5 separate regions of the Homo sapiens genome follow, and all the other regions are linked to region 4. Evidence: chromatin contacts called from ENCODE Hi-C or POLR2A ChIA-PET data. All regions are on one chromosome and are shown on one strand. The core of a region is the stretch at or near the end of the contact, and the rest is flanking DNA. Distances in the headings are between cores, read along the strand shown.

Region 1 (2,700 bases), core at 164-2,663, 340 kb before region 4:
CACAGTGAGACTTCGTCTTAATAAATAAATATAGATGGATAGATAGATAGATAGATAGATAGATAGATAGATAGATGATAGATAGATAAAATTCTAGTTCTTTGTTTTAAATAAAGTTTGTACCCACTAAATTGATACTGTGACCAATTAGTGGGGTACAACATACAGTTTGAAAACAGTGCTCTGGCCGGGGGCGGTGGCTCTCGCCTGTAATCCCAGCATTTTGGGAGGCCAAGGCGGGCGGATCACCTGAGGTCAGGAATTTGAGACCAGCCTGGCCAACACGGTGAAACCTCGTTTCTACTAAAAACACTAAAATTAGCCAGGCGTGGTGGTGCACACCTGTAATCCCAGCTACTCGGGAGACTGAGGCACGAGACTCTCTTGAACTCGGGAGGCGGAGGTTGCAGTGAGCCGAAATCGCGCCACTGCACTCCAACCTGGGTGACAGAGTGAGACTCCATCTCAAACAAACAAAACAAACCAACAAAACAAAAGAGAGAAAAACAGTGTTCTCAGCATTTTCTTTGCCTCAGGGCCATTGCGAATGCTACACCGTCTGGAAAGTTTTTCTTGTATCCTCTTCACCTGGATAGATTTTTTTTTTTTTCAGCCCTTCAGAAAGTACACCTAGATAAATCTTAATCATTTTTTTAAGGTATGAAATCTAAGGATGCCCCCTCTCTGGAGCTGCCTGCCTGTGTTTGAATCCTGAAGATCGTGATGCGTGAGTTAATCCGTGCTAAGAACTCGGAACAGTGAGTAGCAAATCGTTGCTTCTTATAGTGCAAGTTAGAAATGACACAACTGTTTGTGTAACTATTAATATGTGTCTCCTCACACCTCCCACACTCTAAACACAAGAAGCCACAGAATTTGGTTAATTTCTTTTCATGTTTTTGTTTGTTTGGTTTTGGGTTTTTTGTTTTGGACAGGCTCTCACTGTGTCGCCCAGGCTGGAGTGCAGTGGCACGATCTCCGCTCGCTGCAACCTCGCCTCCCGGGTTCAAACAATTCTCCTGCCTCAGCTTCCCAAGTAGCTGGGATTACAGGCGCCCACCACCACGCCCGGCTTTTTTTTTTTTTTTTTTTTTTTTTTTTTTTTTTTGGATTTTTTGGAGAGACGGGGGTTTCGCCATGTTAGCCAGGCTGGTCTCGAATTCCTGACCTCAGGTGATCTACCCGCCTCGGTCTCCCAAAGTGCTAGGATTACATGGTGTCCAGGCTGATTCTGTTCATCTTTATATTCCTAGCGTCTCACTTGGCCTGGCATGGAAGAGGCGCTCGGAATCAAAACGGAGAGAGGCTGGGGGTGGAGCCAGCTTCGGAAGTCACGGCGGAGGGGCGGGGGCGGGGCCGCGCCCACCAGACGAGCCATCGGTCACGCGGGGCCCAGCTGGACTGCCGCGGGGGATTCTGGGCCAAGATGGCAGCAATGAGGAAGGCGCTTCCGCGGCGACTGGTGGGCTTGGCGTCCCTCCGGGCTGTAAGTGCCCCGAGCCGCCGAGGCGGCGGCCCTGCAGGCACTCTGACTGTCAGGGTTGGGGGCTTGGCCCGTGGTGACTGCTCTCTTAGAGGCGAGGCCGGACAGCTCTCAGGCCAGAGTCGGGAGGGCGTTGGAGTCCTGGACCCTCCCTTTTCCCCTCAAATCCTTTGAAGGGGATGGGAAAACTGAGGTCCGGAGAGGTGGAGTGACTTGTCTGGGTCATGGAGACCTGGGACGCCATCCTAGGTGCCCTGATTCCCCGCCCAGGGCCCTTTCCGATGACCCTGGCCCCTTTCTCCCTCTAATTGAACTTCAGACCTCTCCAACTCTTCATTAGTGAAAATCAAGAACACGCTTCCATTTCCTTCGTCTCCATTTCCAACTGTTGTTGCTTTTAGAGATGCTTGGGGAACTATCCCAGCCTACCGAGCGGGACTTGCGTTGATTGGAGCCAAGCTGTGATTCCCTTGGAATTGCACTTTGATCCTGTTCGATCCTGATGTTTTCCCCTCTCCCATTCTCAGCGCAGAAAAAGTGTGGGAGACGTAGCTGTATGGAGCAGAAAAAATAAAAGCTGAAGCTAGGGTGTCCCAATAGTTCTGCCACTTTCTAGACTTAATGACATAGTTATTTACTTTCTCTAAACCTCAGCTCTTTCGTCTGTAAAACGGACAACATTCCCTTGGGGTTGTTTTGGAAATTAGAGAAAATGTAAGTAACACATCTGGCAGTGTTCTGGCTCCTAATAAGTGATCAGTCGGTGGTGGTATTTTTACCTTAGGGAGTTGAGAAGGAGTTATAACTGTATAGAGGGAAAAATACACTCCTGGCACTGGGTCCCTCTCAGAAAGCCACGTTAATATCTTTACTTGGCCATTCACCTGCACCACCTGCTCATGTGTAAAATGAAGATGGCAATTCCAACTTGGAAAGTTAAACGCAATAGTAGATATTAATAAGCTTTTAAGAAATATTTGGTGTAATGAGATGGCCCTCCATGGGGTTCCAAGCATAGGAACCAGTATTAGTATTAGGCCTAGATATGGGTTCAAGTCCAAGCTCTGTCACTTTCTAATTGTGATTTTTGGGTAACCTTTCTGAGGCTTAGTTTCTTCACCTACGGAGTTGGGATAATAATAGTCCCTGGCCTGTAGTTTAACACTGGGTTTAGTCAGTATTCGCTGTTGGTGTTGATGCAGGTACACCATACCTCA
Region 2 (2,700 bases), core at 20-2,519, 310 kb before region 4:
CTGAGCTTGCTGGAGACAGGCAGAGGCAGGGCATAGGGACTGTAGGGCAGGGGGCAGAGGGGAGGCAGCGGCACGCCTGCTTCATTCCCCCTCTAACTCCTCAGGGGTGAGTGCCTTCCCCCTCCTCTCCAATCATCCCTGGGTCCCTGCCTCCCCAACTCCGGGCCCTATGGGAAATGGAGAGAAAAGTGCCAGGGAAAGGAGCTTCCATCCCCTACTCAGTGCCGCCTCCAACCCCCATCTCAACCTCCCCCCACCCAGCCCCCATCCAGCCTTCACAGCAGTTTCTGGCCCATCCATTCCCAGACCCCCAGGGGGCTGCCCATGTCCCCAGAAAGCGTAAGAACTCCACCCACCCCCAAACTGGTGCTCCACGCCCCCCCTAAACGGAGCTACCTGCTGCTGCTGCCACTGACTGCAAACGAGCCCTGGCTTGACCACGCTCTGGGACTCCCAAACACACAAAAGAATGTCAGGCTGGCTGGCCCCTCCCCATCCTCGGCGTCCTCCAAACTCGCCGGAAGCTTCCACTACCTGCCTCAAGTGCCTGCCCACCCCTCCCAACTGGCCTCACCTTCCATCTCTGACCCCTGAGGGCAGCTCCCCACAATGGGATCGTTCACCTGTGACCCGGGGTTCCTCTTCCCATGGGGAATGCACCTCCTGCCCTGAGCTGCGATTCCCTTCCTTCTCCACCGTGGGGACTTGCACCTCCCGCCCAGGCTCCCTCCTCGGAGGGGTGCCTTCCCCCTGACCTGTCTCTCTCTATACACCTTGAGAACTTCCACCCTGACCCAGGATCTCCCGCTCCCCACAATGGGAACTTCTGTTCTGACCAAAGGTCACCCTACCCAGTGAAATTTTCTACCCTGACCCAGGACTCCCACCTGCCCACAATAAAGCTTTGTACCTTTGACTCTGGGGAAGCCCCCGCCCCACAATGGGCTCTTCTATTTCCGACCCTGAAGTCTGTCTCTTTATACTCAGACACCCCCTTGCCTAGCCCCGCTCCACTCCCGAAGTCCCCAAGACTGGACAGCGCCTTCGCACCTCACTCCCCACCCCCATCCCCCCCATCACGGTTCCCCCTCCCCGCTCTCCGGGACCCTCCCGAGGCCGACCTCCCCCTACACGCCCATCCTCCGCAGCCGCCGGCTGGGTACCTCCACTCCCTGGGACTTCCGAGGCCGCTTGGGCGATTCTCCTCTTTCTCCCGCAGACACACTCTTCCCCCTCGGCCGCCCCCGCCGGAACTTCCGTTCGAGTCCCGGGAACCCAGCCATCGCGCTGCCGGAAGTAGCCTGGCCGACAGTACGGAACCCGGAAGCGGGGACCCGGCTTCGCTGGATAGAAGCTGCCATGTTGGAGGCGGCGGGGCTACTCCCTGTCATTCAGCCGCGCAGTCGCTGGGTTCTCACCCGCTCCCACCTTGTAGATTCGAGACAGGGCACCCAAGACTCCCACTTGCTACCACCACCCATGCGCCTCCTGGAGGAGGGCCGACCGGAAGGAGAGGCATCCCTCACACTATTGTTTGCATAAACTTTACCACCTTCCCATCCTCATGGGACACACCTCTTAAGGCCTCGGGTGTCTGCCACTGGCTTTCATGCCCTATTCCAGGATCATGAATGGAATGACACACTCTGAACCGAAGAGACCTTACAGATCATCTAGTTCTCCAGCCTTGAAGATGGGGAAACTGAGGCTCAAGGAAGGCATGTAAACAGCAACCTCGGGATTCCATTTAAATTCTGCCTCTCTGGATCTGCTTCCTGATATATAAAATGGTAATAACCACCCTGCCTCCTTCACAGCTTTGTTGGTAGGCTTAAATGAGGTTGTGTGAACATGGTTTATACAGTAAAATCACAGCGTGAGGTGTTAATCACGCAAAAAAGGACCTAGGAAAAATACAAAGGCCGTATCAGGAGAGCTGGACAGGCACTGGCAGTGTTAGCGCTGCCCTTCACAAGCAATGTCATGCAGACAGTGCACAAAACGCTGCCATCAAGCTGAAGTGGAAATAGGTATCAGGGACCACAGAAAAGTCAGAAGGCAGGCAAACTGAGTTGAAGGAGCATGTCCCTGAGAATGTGTGGGGATCTGCAAATAGGAAATGAGTCACACTTGACCCTCAGCCGCTTAGGACTCACTCTCCCAGCCTAACCTATACTAGTGTTTTCTTTGAACAGAAAGAAAACAGTACAGCCAGGCGCGGTGGCTCACTCCTGTAATCCCAGCACTTTGGGAGGCTGAGGCGGGCGGATCACGAGGTCAGGAGATCGAGACCATCCTGGCTAACACGGTGAAACCCTGTCTCTACTAAAAATACAAAAAATTAGCCTGGCGCTGTGGCGGGCGCCTGTAGTCCTAGCTACTCGGGGGGAGGCTGAGGCAGGAGAATGGCGTGAACCCGGGAGGCGGAGCTTGCAGTGAGCCAAGATAGTGCCACTACACTCCAGCCTGGGCAACAAAGCGAGACTCTGTCTCAAAAAAAAAAAAAAAAAAAAAAGAAAGAAAAGAAAAAGAAAACAGTACAAAGTTGGAAGCTCAACAAAGCACTTTCCCCCAGGCCCAGAGGCACTTTGGTCCTAAGTACTCAACAGGTCAGGGAGCCTACAATACCAGGATTCGGGGCAGGAAACCTTTGAGCCTATGGGACCACCACAAGCCAAGGACCCAGGACTGAATGTCAAA
Region 3 (2,700 bases), core at 135-2,634, 270 kb after region 4:
CCCCTAACTAATAACAGGCTTCAAAACACATGAAGAACAAGCAGATAAAGACCCAGTAAGGAGCTGAGCGCAGTGGCTCATGCCTGTAATCCCAGCACTATGGGAGGCCGAGGCGGGCGGATCACGAGGTCAGAAGATGCAGACCATCCTGGCTAATACGGTGAAACCCCGTCTCTATTAAAAATACAAAAAATTAGCCGGGCAGGTGGCACGCTTCTGTAGTCCCAGCTACTCAGGAGGCTGAGGCAGGAGAATCGCTTGAACCCGGGAGGCGGAGGTGGCAGTGAGCCGAGATCGCGCCACTGCGCTCCAGCCTGGGCGACAGAGCAAGACTCCGTCTCCAAACCAACCAACCAACCAACCAACCAACCAACCAAAAAACCGGTAAGGACACAGAAGGCAAGGCCAGTTCCTCATGAGCTGCGAGAAACCTGGACACAAGCCATGGCCGGTGTTCGTGCCTCTTCACTGTCTTCAGTGGAAGCCTCTTGCTGGTCCTGTCTTTGTGCTCAAGTCTTCTCTCTCCCCTGGTTCTCTGCAACCAGGCTGGTTCATCTCAGCATCCCAAACACCTGCTGGGGGCTGGGGGCTGGCACTCGGAATCTGTCCTTTGAAGGATGCTGGGAGCTGTCCCTCCCCTACCTCTCTGACCGCCCCCCCCCCCCGCCCCCTTCCATTCATCCAGCTTGGACACCATCCGGCTCAGGGTCTTTCCCAAGACCCACTCCTTCACCTCCTAACTTTGCTCAAATGCTACTTTTGCAGGGAGGTGCCCCTGAGCCCTCACTTCCACTCCCTACCTTCTTTCTCTGCTTTCTTATCCTCCCTACCCTTTACCTCTATAAATATTTTATGCATTTTGCGTATTAAATGTGTTGTCTCCCCGCAACAGAACGGAAGCTCCCTTAGGTCTACCTCTGTTTTGTTCACTGCTGTATCCCCAGTGCCTAGAACATGCCTGACACAGTAGATCAATCAATATTTGTTAGACGAAGAAAACAAAAATCCAACTAGGAATGAACACCGGGGACCCGGACGGATAGGGGAGGCTGGACTTTCACCAAGTGTCTCTGGGCATGGCCCACCTCCCTGCAGACCCCTACCCCAGAGCCAGCCCACCTGCCCTCCTACAGGTGGGGGCCGGAGAGCGCTGGCCCGGGGCCTTTTCCACCTCCCTTCCGCTGCGCGTACCCACCCCGGGTGCTGGGCGGGGGCTGCTACGAGTCGCAGGCCGGGGCTCGGAGCTCCGGACCATCCCGAGCGGGGAGGCCGGGGGCCAAGCCTTCCTCCGGGCGGGCGGGGGGCCGAGTAGGGAGGGAGCCCGGCGAGGGAGGAGCTGGAGGAGGGAGCAAGGAGGAGCGGCGGGCGCGGGAAGGGGAGCGCGGAGAAGGAGCCGCAGGGCTCTGGGAGAGGCGGAGGCAGGTGCGGGATCGCGAGGGCGCGAGCCGGAAAGGGCCCCGGGGCGGCGGGGCGGGCGGCCCCCGAGTTCGGCGGGGGTCGCGGCGGAGACAAGGCGGCCGCGACGGGGAGACGCCGCGCGAGGAAGTGGATCGGGCGGGTACGCCGGGTGTGCGCACCTGCCCGCCGGGCAGCGGGTAAGCTCTCGGGGCCGCGTCTGCAGCCTGGCCCCAGCGGCCGTCCGCGGGGAACTGAGGCCGGGAGCGGCGCCCCTCCTGGGGCCTCGGGGGCCCGGGGCGTCCCGCCTCTCTGTGCCCTCGGACGGGCGCGCGCCAGGGAGAGGGTCCCGGAGGACCTGCCCGGCCGGAGGGAGGCCACCGGGGGTGGCCGTCCAGAGCCCCGGGAGAAAAGGGAGGACTGAGGCAGCGCCCAGGGAGGCTGCGGGATCCCACGCGCGCGTTGGGGGTGCCCAGCGCCCAGGCGAGAACTGGAGGGGCAGGAAGCACCCCCGGGCCGGGGACCGCGACGCCCCCCGAGGGGCCCCGGGCGCCAAGGGAAGCCGGGCGCTGCCCCCTGCTGGCCAGGTTCGGGCGCGGCGCCGCGGAGGGGCCTCCCCTCTCTGGAGAGAGTTGAAGGGGGTCCGGTGTGGAGCCCCGGCTGGCTCCGGGCTGGGGCTGACCGGCTCTGTGACCTTGGGCAGGTCACTGCATCTCTCCAAGCCTCAGTTTGCACGTCTGTCAAATAGAGGGGCATTCTCTCACTTTGCAGGGTCCCTGGAAATAAGTGAGATCCCCGCTAGATGCTTTTTTTAGAAACTGTAAAGTTCTGTATAAATCCTAGCTAATCACATAATGCCGGAACTGGAAGGGCACTGAGAAATCTGCTTTATTACAAATGGGGAGAGTGGGGAATCCGTCTTGCCCAAGGTCACACTACCAGTAGAAGAATCTAAGACTAAAGTCCCCAGGTCTGGGAAAGTTCGGGATTAAGAGCAGGGCTCTCAGTCAGGGTCCCGGTTGCATTAGCAAACTGGCCTTGGCCACCTACTAGCTGTGTGATCTCAGGAAAGCCCTTACCTTCTTTGAGGTGTGGTTTCCTCCCATATGAAGTGGGGACAACAATTCTCACCCCACAGGCTTACTGTACAAATCTAATGGGATTGTCACTCAGCACAGCCCCTGGCTCCAAACCAGAGCTCAGCCACTAGTGGCCATCATTTCTCTGAGTAGCAGCAGCAGCAACCCCTCCACTCTTCCTTGCAACCAGCTTCCAGTGTTTTCCAGTTGAGCCCGTGGTGTGGGT
Region 4 (2,700 bases), core at 169-2,668:
CTTCCCAAAGTGCTAAGATTACAGGCATGAGCCATCGCTCCCGTCAACTTTTAATTCTATTACACAGTAGTATATGGTCATTGTATAAAAGTTAGGATATACAGATTCACCAAAAGAAAAGAAAGTTACTCATAATGTCTTCAGCTAGTGCATATCTGTCTTCAGCTAGTGCATAAAATGTTGCTGGTGCAACATTTTAGTGCATATCTTTCCGGATTTTTTCTTTTCTTTTCTTTTCTGTGCGAGAAAAGAAAAGATTCTCTCAATCGCCGCCCTGTGGGGTAAAATACCATGAGGCCATTTTAAGAGGGGGAAATGCAGGCTTAGAGAAGCAAGCAATTTATCCAAAGTAACCAAGATTGGAATCTAGGTTCCTCTGACTCCAAAACCAATGTTCCTTGCTGCGGTGCTTTCCTAGCTTTTTACTTGGAGAACTTTTCCCCAGAGGACCTCAGGCTTCAGAACTAAACCTAAGTGGATTTCTATCCTGAACCCCATCCCTCATCCGCCCCAAAGGATGGTGAGCCAGATTAAGGGGTGAAAGGCAGGAGCAGGAAGAGTAAAGGCGTGGGTGCGATCTATGGTCGGGTAAGAGGGAACTAGTACACGCACGTGTTCGGTTCTTCGCAACATCACAATCAAGCGGGCATCAGGCTTCCCATTGTACAGATAAGGAAACTGAGGTTCCAGAAGAGAAGTAATTTTCCCCAAGTCACACAGCTAGCCAGGGGCCCCGATCCACACATCCCCGGGGCGGCGGGGGTTATCAGGAGGGAGTCTCCGGATGCCTGCAAAGCTGAGGCTGAGAGCTGGGCGTACGCAGCAAAGGAGGGGTGGGGCGATTCGGGGCGGAGCGAGGCAAGGAGATTGGGCGGGACTGGGGAGAGAGGAGGGAAGGGTGGCGGGGGGGTGGTAGGGCAGAAGGGGCGAGGTCATGGGGAACTCGGAACGAATCAGCAGAGGAGGGAGGAAGAGGGAGGGGGCTCTAAGACTCGACGCGGAGATGGAACAGCCTGGGCCGTGCAAGGGAGGAGGATTTGGAAGACCCAGAGCGGGATGAAACGGGACAGAGCCCTGAAGGGGCAGGGATGGGGGAAGGCGGAGGAGTTTCTACTGAGGCCAGGGGTGGGGCATCGCGCCAGGGGGCGGGGTCTGAGGCGGTGAGGGGCTGGGGGCGTGGCCTAGGGGGCCGGCGAGGGGCCGGGGAAGCGGCCTGACGCGGTGCGGGGCCGGGACCGGGGCCGGAGCCTGGACCTTGGCGGTGGAGGAAGGCGAGGAGCCGGGGGCGGGGCCGTCCCAGCTGAGGAGCGGAGAGCGGCTGGAGGGTCGGGGGCGGGGCGTGCGGAGGGGCGGGGCGTGTGGAGGCCGGGACGGCGCCCCCGGCCGGCGGTGAGGCCGGCTCAGCGCGGAGCAGCTCAGTGCCCCCCGCGCCCCGCTCCGGCAGCTCCACGCTCGCGCCCGCCATGCCGGAGCAGTTCAGCGTCGCCGAGTTCCTGGCCGTCACCGCGGAGGACCTCAGCTCCCCGGCTGGGGCCGCCGCCTTCGCCGCCAAGATGCCCCGGTACCGAGGGGCGGCGCTGGCGCGGGAGGAGGTGAGGGGGCCGAGGCGGGAGGGGTCGGGGGTCGGCGCCGGGCCTGGCCTTGACCTCCACAGGCGTGTCGCACCCGAGCTGCGATGGCCCTTCACCGCGCCCCGAAACCTGCCCCCTCCCTAGGTCTGGGAGGACCGAGCGCATCTCCAACAGCTGCGTCCTCACCGTCGAGGCGGGGGAAGGCCCGAGGGACCGTTTTGGGGGGCCTCGAGGTCTCTTCGATGACAAACTCCACAGGTCGGGGGACGTACCCCAAGTGCCCCGCGTGACCGCCTCATCACATATGTGTTTGCCTAGCGCCTTCCAGCCTCAGTTTGCGTTTTCATCTTCGGAGCCCCACAAGTGTGCCCCCCGAGTCACTCCCCTTCTGAGAGGCAGGCTTCCCGCCTCAGTCCTGAACTTTCTTCCCCCCGGCTGCAGAGAGGCCCCCTCCCGCTTGCGGCTGGTTCGGAGATTTGGCCCGCGTTTGTGGAATGAATGCGGATGGGAAGGCGCCAGGAGCCGGGGTTCACCTTGGCCGGGCTGTTGGCAAGTTTATCGTCTCCTCTCCCCTCCCCTCTCCTCTTTGTCTTTCCCAGCAAAGCGTCCCAGGCCTTTTCTTTCGGTCTTGCAGGCTGCCCCACCCCATTCCCATGCTCTTCGGAGTTCCTTCCATTCCTCTTCTCTGAACCTGCTGCAGCTTTCCGCAGCTCCTCTGCAAAGAATATTCTAGGACAGACACCCCGTGGCCTTGGTCCAACGGAGAATAATGTGTTTTTGCAGCTCCCCATCCAAAGGATGCCCTCAATTTGGGTGGCATTTTGGACCTCAGCAACGGCTCTAGCCTTCCACCCTTCACCTTAAGTGTACTAGGCACCCACTGCGTGGCAGATACAAAGCTCAGTAGTTCATAACACCCTGCGCCAGTGTCAGGAAATCTGTCCTCTTCTCTCTTGTCAGGGTGACCCTCCATCTCGGAGTCTGTTTGTATCACTTTGTAAGGGTGATAGAGGATTGTGGAAGGAGCATCGACTTTGGGGAAGGCAGACCTTTTTTCTTTCCTTTTTTTTTTTTGAGACGGAGTCTCGCTGTGTCGCCCAGGCTGGAGTGCAGTGACGCGATCTTGGCT
Region 5 (2,700 bases), core at 189-2,688, 500 kb before region 4:
TTCATTTAATTTAACAGTACTTGAGTCCCTGCTACCTGCTTGGCACTGTGCCACACGCTGGAGGCATTCCAACTGAAGTCTCTCATCTCCAGAAGTTGACTCTTATCGAGCAGGAAATGGCTCTCAAAAGGGCCTCCAAAATCAAAACCATACTAAAGATTATTTGCTATTTTCATGCTCATTCTCTTACAAACGTGGAGTTTTCCAGAGGGTACATGATGTGTGATAAAGGGTAGTGGAGTGTGTCAAAGTTTTCTCTATTTTTTTTTTTTTTCTTTTTTGAGACGGAGTCTCACCCTGTCGCCCAGGCTGGAATGCAGTGGTGCAATCTCGGCTCACTGCAACCTCTGCCTCCCGAGTTCAAGCGATTCTTCTGCCCCAGCCTCCCAAGTAGCTGGGATTACAGGCGCGCGCCACTACGCCTGGCTAATTTTTGTATTTTTAGTAGAGATGGGGTTTCACTGTGTTGGTCAGGCTGGTCTCAAACTCTTGACCTCGTGATCTGCCCGCCTCGGCCTCCCAAAGTACAGGGAGGGATTACAGGCGTGAGCCACCGAGCCCAGCCGAAGTTTCCTCTATTTTAAGTTCTCATTAACTATTTATTAATAGGTATAACCCACACTTTTTTTAAAAAAAGCTCTTTGGAATCTTCCGTAATACACAAGAATATAAAGGCGTTCTGAGACCAAAAAGTTTGAGAACTGCTGCAATACAGGTCCGATGCATACCCAGGAAGCCGTCAGCAACAAAGAATACACTACAAATGACCACAGTCATGAACCTACAGTGTGAGGTTTGGTCCCACCCAGGTTGGGAGCCAAATGCGTGACTAAGTGGAGATGGCTAGGGTGTGGGTGAGGGGCAAAGGCAGGCTGAAAACACTGGAGAGACAGGCCCAGCTCTGCGCAAGGGCACACACCTCCTTCCTTTACACACTCAATACAAGCTGTAAATCCTTCTTTCGCAGGTCAGGGCATAACCTGGACCAAACGGGAAATTTAAGGCAAAATAAAAGCAGGACATTAACTTGGACCAACCGGGAAATTTAAGGCAGCCTCTCTGAACTAAATAGTTTAAAAATCTGTCCATTTAGTAGTAACCGCAAAGTTTGGCCTAGAGACTAAAACATCTGCTTCCTGATTTGGGGGTGGAGATGAAGTGGAGTGTAAGGTAGAAAACGGCGGGAAATGAAGACCTAAAGAAAGAAAGAACAGGCTTGGGGGAGGGTAAGAGGCACCGCAAGAAGCCAACGAATGACACCGACGCTGAGGCGCGTGCGCCAGCCCTCCGCATGCGCAGGCGGACGCCTGGTGTTCTCGCGGGAAAGAACCGTTGCGCCCGACTTTGCGCGGAGGTAGGAGGGGGAAGTGGAGGCGGGAGTGAAGTCTCGCGAGAAGAGTCGGTTGCCGTAGCAGAGCCCTCTAGCTGTGTGTGTCTGAGGCTCGGCCGCCTGAGCCGCGGACGGTTTGCTGAGCCCGTTAGTGCGCCCGGCCGAGACACGCCGCCGCCATGTCCCGCTACCTGCGTCCCCCCAACACGTCTCTGTTCGTCAGGAACGTGGCCGACGACACCAGGTAGGTACAAGGCAGGTACTCCGGGCCTAGGCGGGGAGGCCGCAGGCGCCTGGAGAGGACCCTGGTGGTGGCGGCACTGGGCCGGGGGAGGGGACGGAGTGAAGATGGCGGGTCCCGCGCCCGCTTTGGCGCCGAACTAGGCCGCGCAGCGGGCCTCAGCCGCCGCGTGGGAGCGAGGGCGGCGCCTCTGCCTTCGCCGGGCCGCGTGGCGGGGTTTTTCGGTCCCCCTCCCCCTCCGCAGTTTGCAGCCCCTTTCTCCCTGCTTCCTGCCGGCGCGAGCAGCCCCCCGCCGCGGCCTTTCCGCGACCCGACGGCCGCCCCCCATTGATTTGAAGTTCACATTCTTCGAGGTTCACGCCCCCTTGGCCCAGAGATTTTTTTTTTTCCCCAGCCAAAAAATAGTGAGATGAAATAACGGGATCGAGGGAGAGGAATGTTGCTACCATTTATCTTTGTTGTTGTTGCCGTTGTTAATATTTGGGGGTTTTAATCAGTTGGAGGTGTTTGGAGAAAGGGAGCGTTGAGATTTGGGGAGTTAGATTTTTCCAGTTAAATGTTGCGAGTAGTTTTTCTTATTTCCTGGAAATTCTGGTCACCCTTTGAAAAGGGAGGTTTGGGAAGCGTCAGTCATTAGGACGTTGACAGCTAAGTTAGATTAATTCAGACGTACCTTAAATAGGCTTTGTTCTCACCATTCCCTTGTTTCGAGTTGCCTTCAGATTATTTTGGAAGAGTTCTTACTACAAGATGAGGCTTTTTATTTCACAAATAATGAATCTACACACAGAAAATAAGTGGTTTGGGTTTTTGGTGTTTCGTGGGGGTTTTTTGCTAGCTTTGTGATTTGCTTTTGTCTTAAATTTAAGAAGGAAAGAAAGCAATAATTCTTTCCATAAATAATTCTTTCCATAATTTCTAATAGTTACGTTAGCATCTAGAGAAATTTTCTCTTTACGTCATCTTGACACTTAACTATTTAAGAAGTTCGATATTTGTGACTTTTTCAGACCATATTTATCTACTGTTAAGTGTGTAAATCTGTCGCTAAAATTGGGGAGTAAAAATAAGTGCTTGGTATTTTTCAGAGTGCTAGAGTCGATTTGATGCTGTAAAAGTAAAAAAAAAA

The links. Hi-C counts contacts between places; a loop is a spot of excess contacts on that map. ChIA-PET counts read pairs that join two places held with the same protein, here RNA polymerase II (POLR2A). Pooled maps may share reads with other maps.
Region 1: a pooled map shows a loop between it and region 4 (6-fold over the local background). The contact joins the promoter of HMGCL here to the promoter of ASAP3 in region 4. A Hi-C loop is called at or near these places in 5 of 50 pooled maps. POLR2A ChIA-PET finds 5 or more read pairs at or near these places in 6 of 52 experiments (GM10248, HEK293T, K562 and 3 more).
Region 2: a loop to region 4 is called in a pooled map, with 5 times the contacts of the local background. The contact joins the promoter of LYPLA2 here to the promoter of ASAP3 in region 4. A Hi-C loop is called at or near these places in 1 of 168 maps with a recorded cell type or tissue (B cell) and 8 of 50 pooled maps. POLR2A ChIA-PET finds 5 or more read pairs at or near these places in 5 of 52 experiments (B cell, GM12878, HepG2 and 2 more).
Region 3: a pooled map shows a loop between it and region 4 (2.2-fold over the local background). The contact joins the promoter of HTR1D here to the promoter of ASAP3 in region 4. A Hi-C loop is called at or near these places in 3 of 50 pooled maps. POLR2A ChIA-PET finds 5 or more read pairs at or near these places in 2 of 52 experiments (AG04449 and H1).
Region 5: a loop to region 4 is called in a map of ascending aorta, with 7 times the contacts of the local background. The contact joins the promoter of SRSF10 here to the promoter of ASAP3 in region 4. A Hi-C loop is called at or near these places in 1 of 168 maps with a recorded cell type or tissue (ascending aorta) and 6 of 50 pooled maps. POLR2A ChIA-PET finds 5 or more read pairs at or near these places in 4 of 52 experiments (WTC11, activated CD4-positive, alpha-beta T cell, activated T-cell and 1 more).

The regions. Positions count from the first base shown.
Region 1 is chr1:23,824,142-23,826,841 of GRCh38, reverse strand. It overlaps HMGCL (3-hydroxy-3-methylglutaryl-CoA lyase), which reads left to right and starts at 1,413. Exons shown (of 9, transcript NM_000191.3): 1 at 1,413-1,486. The coding sequence starts at 1,427. It overlaps LOC105376861 (a long non-coding RNA gene), which reads left to right. Exons shown (of 3, transcript XR_947068.2): 2 at 659-758; 3 at 1,254-1,302. RefSeq lists an enhancer at 544-1,412.
Region 2 is chr1:23,789,714-23,792,413 of GRCh38, reverse strand. LYPLA2 (lysophospholipase 2) reads right to left here and starts at 1,269. Exons shown (of 10, transcript NM_007260.3): 1 at 1,164-1,269. LOC105376860 (a long non-coding RNA gene) reads left to right here. Exons shown (of 2, transcript XR_947067.3): 2 at 1,624-1,800. RefSeq lists a silencer at 1,032-1,091.
Region 3 is chr1:23,216,186-23,218,885 of GRCh38, reverse strand. It overlaps HTR1D (5-hydroxytryptamine receptor 1D), which reads left to right and starts at 1,384. Exons shown (of 2, transcript NM_000864.5): 1 at 1,384-1,595.
Region 4 is chr1:23,482,897-23,485,596 of GRCh38, reverse strand. It overlaps ASAP3 (ArfGAP with SH3 domain, ankyrin repeat and PH domain 3), which reads left to right and starts at 1,418. Exons shown (of 25, transcript NM_017707.4): 1 at 1,418-1,592. The coding sequence starts at 1,464. RefSeq lists an enhancer at 554-653 and silencers at 844-893, 904-1,013, 1,134-1,583.
Region 5 is chr1:23,979,065-23,981,764 of GRCh38, reverse strand. SRSF10 (serine and arginine rich splicing factor 10) reads left to right here and starts at 1,438. Exons shown (of 6, transcript NM_054016.4): 1 at 1,438-1,574. The coding sequence starts at 1,510. RefSeq lists enhancers at 1,114-1,163, 230-1,220, 1,174-1,503, 1,934-1,983, 1,221-2,211.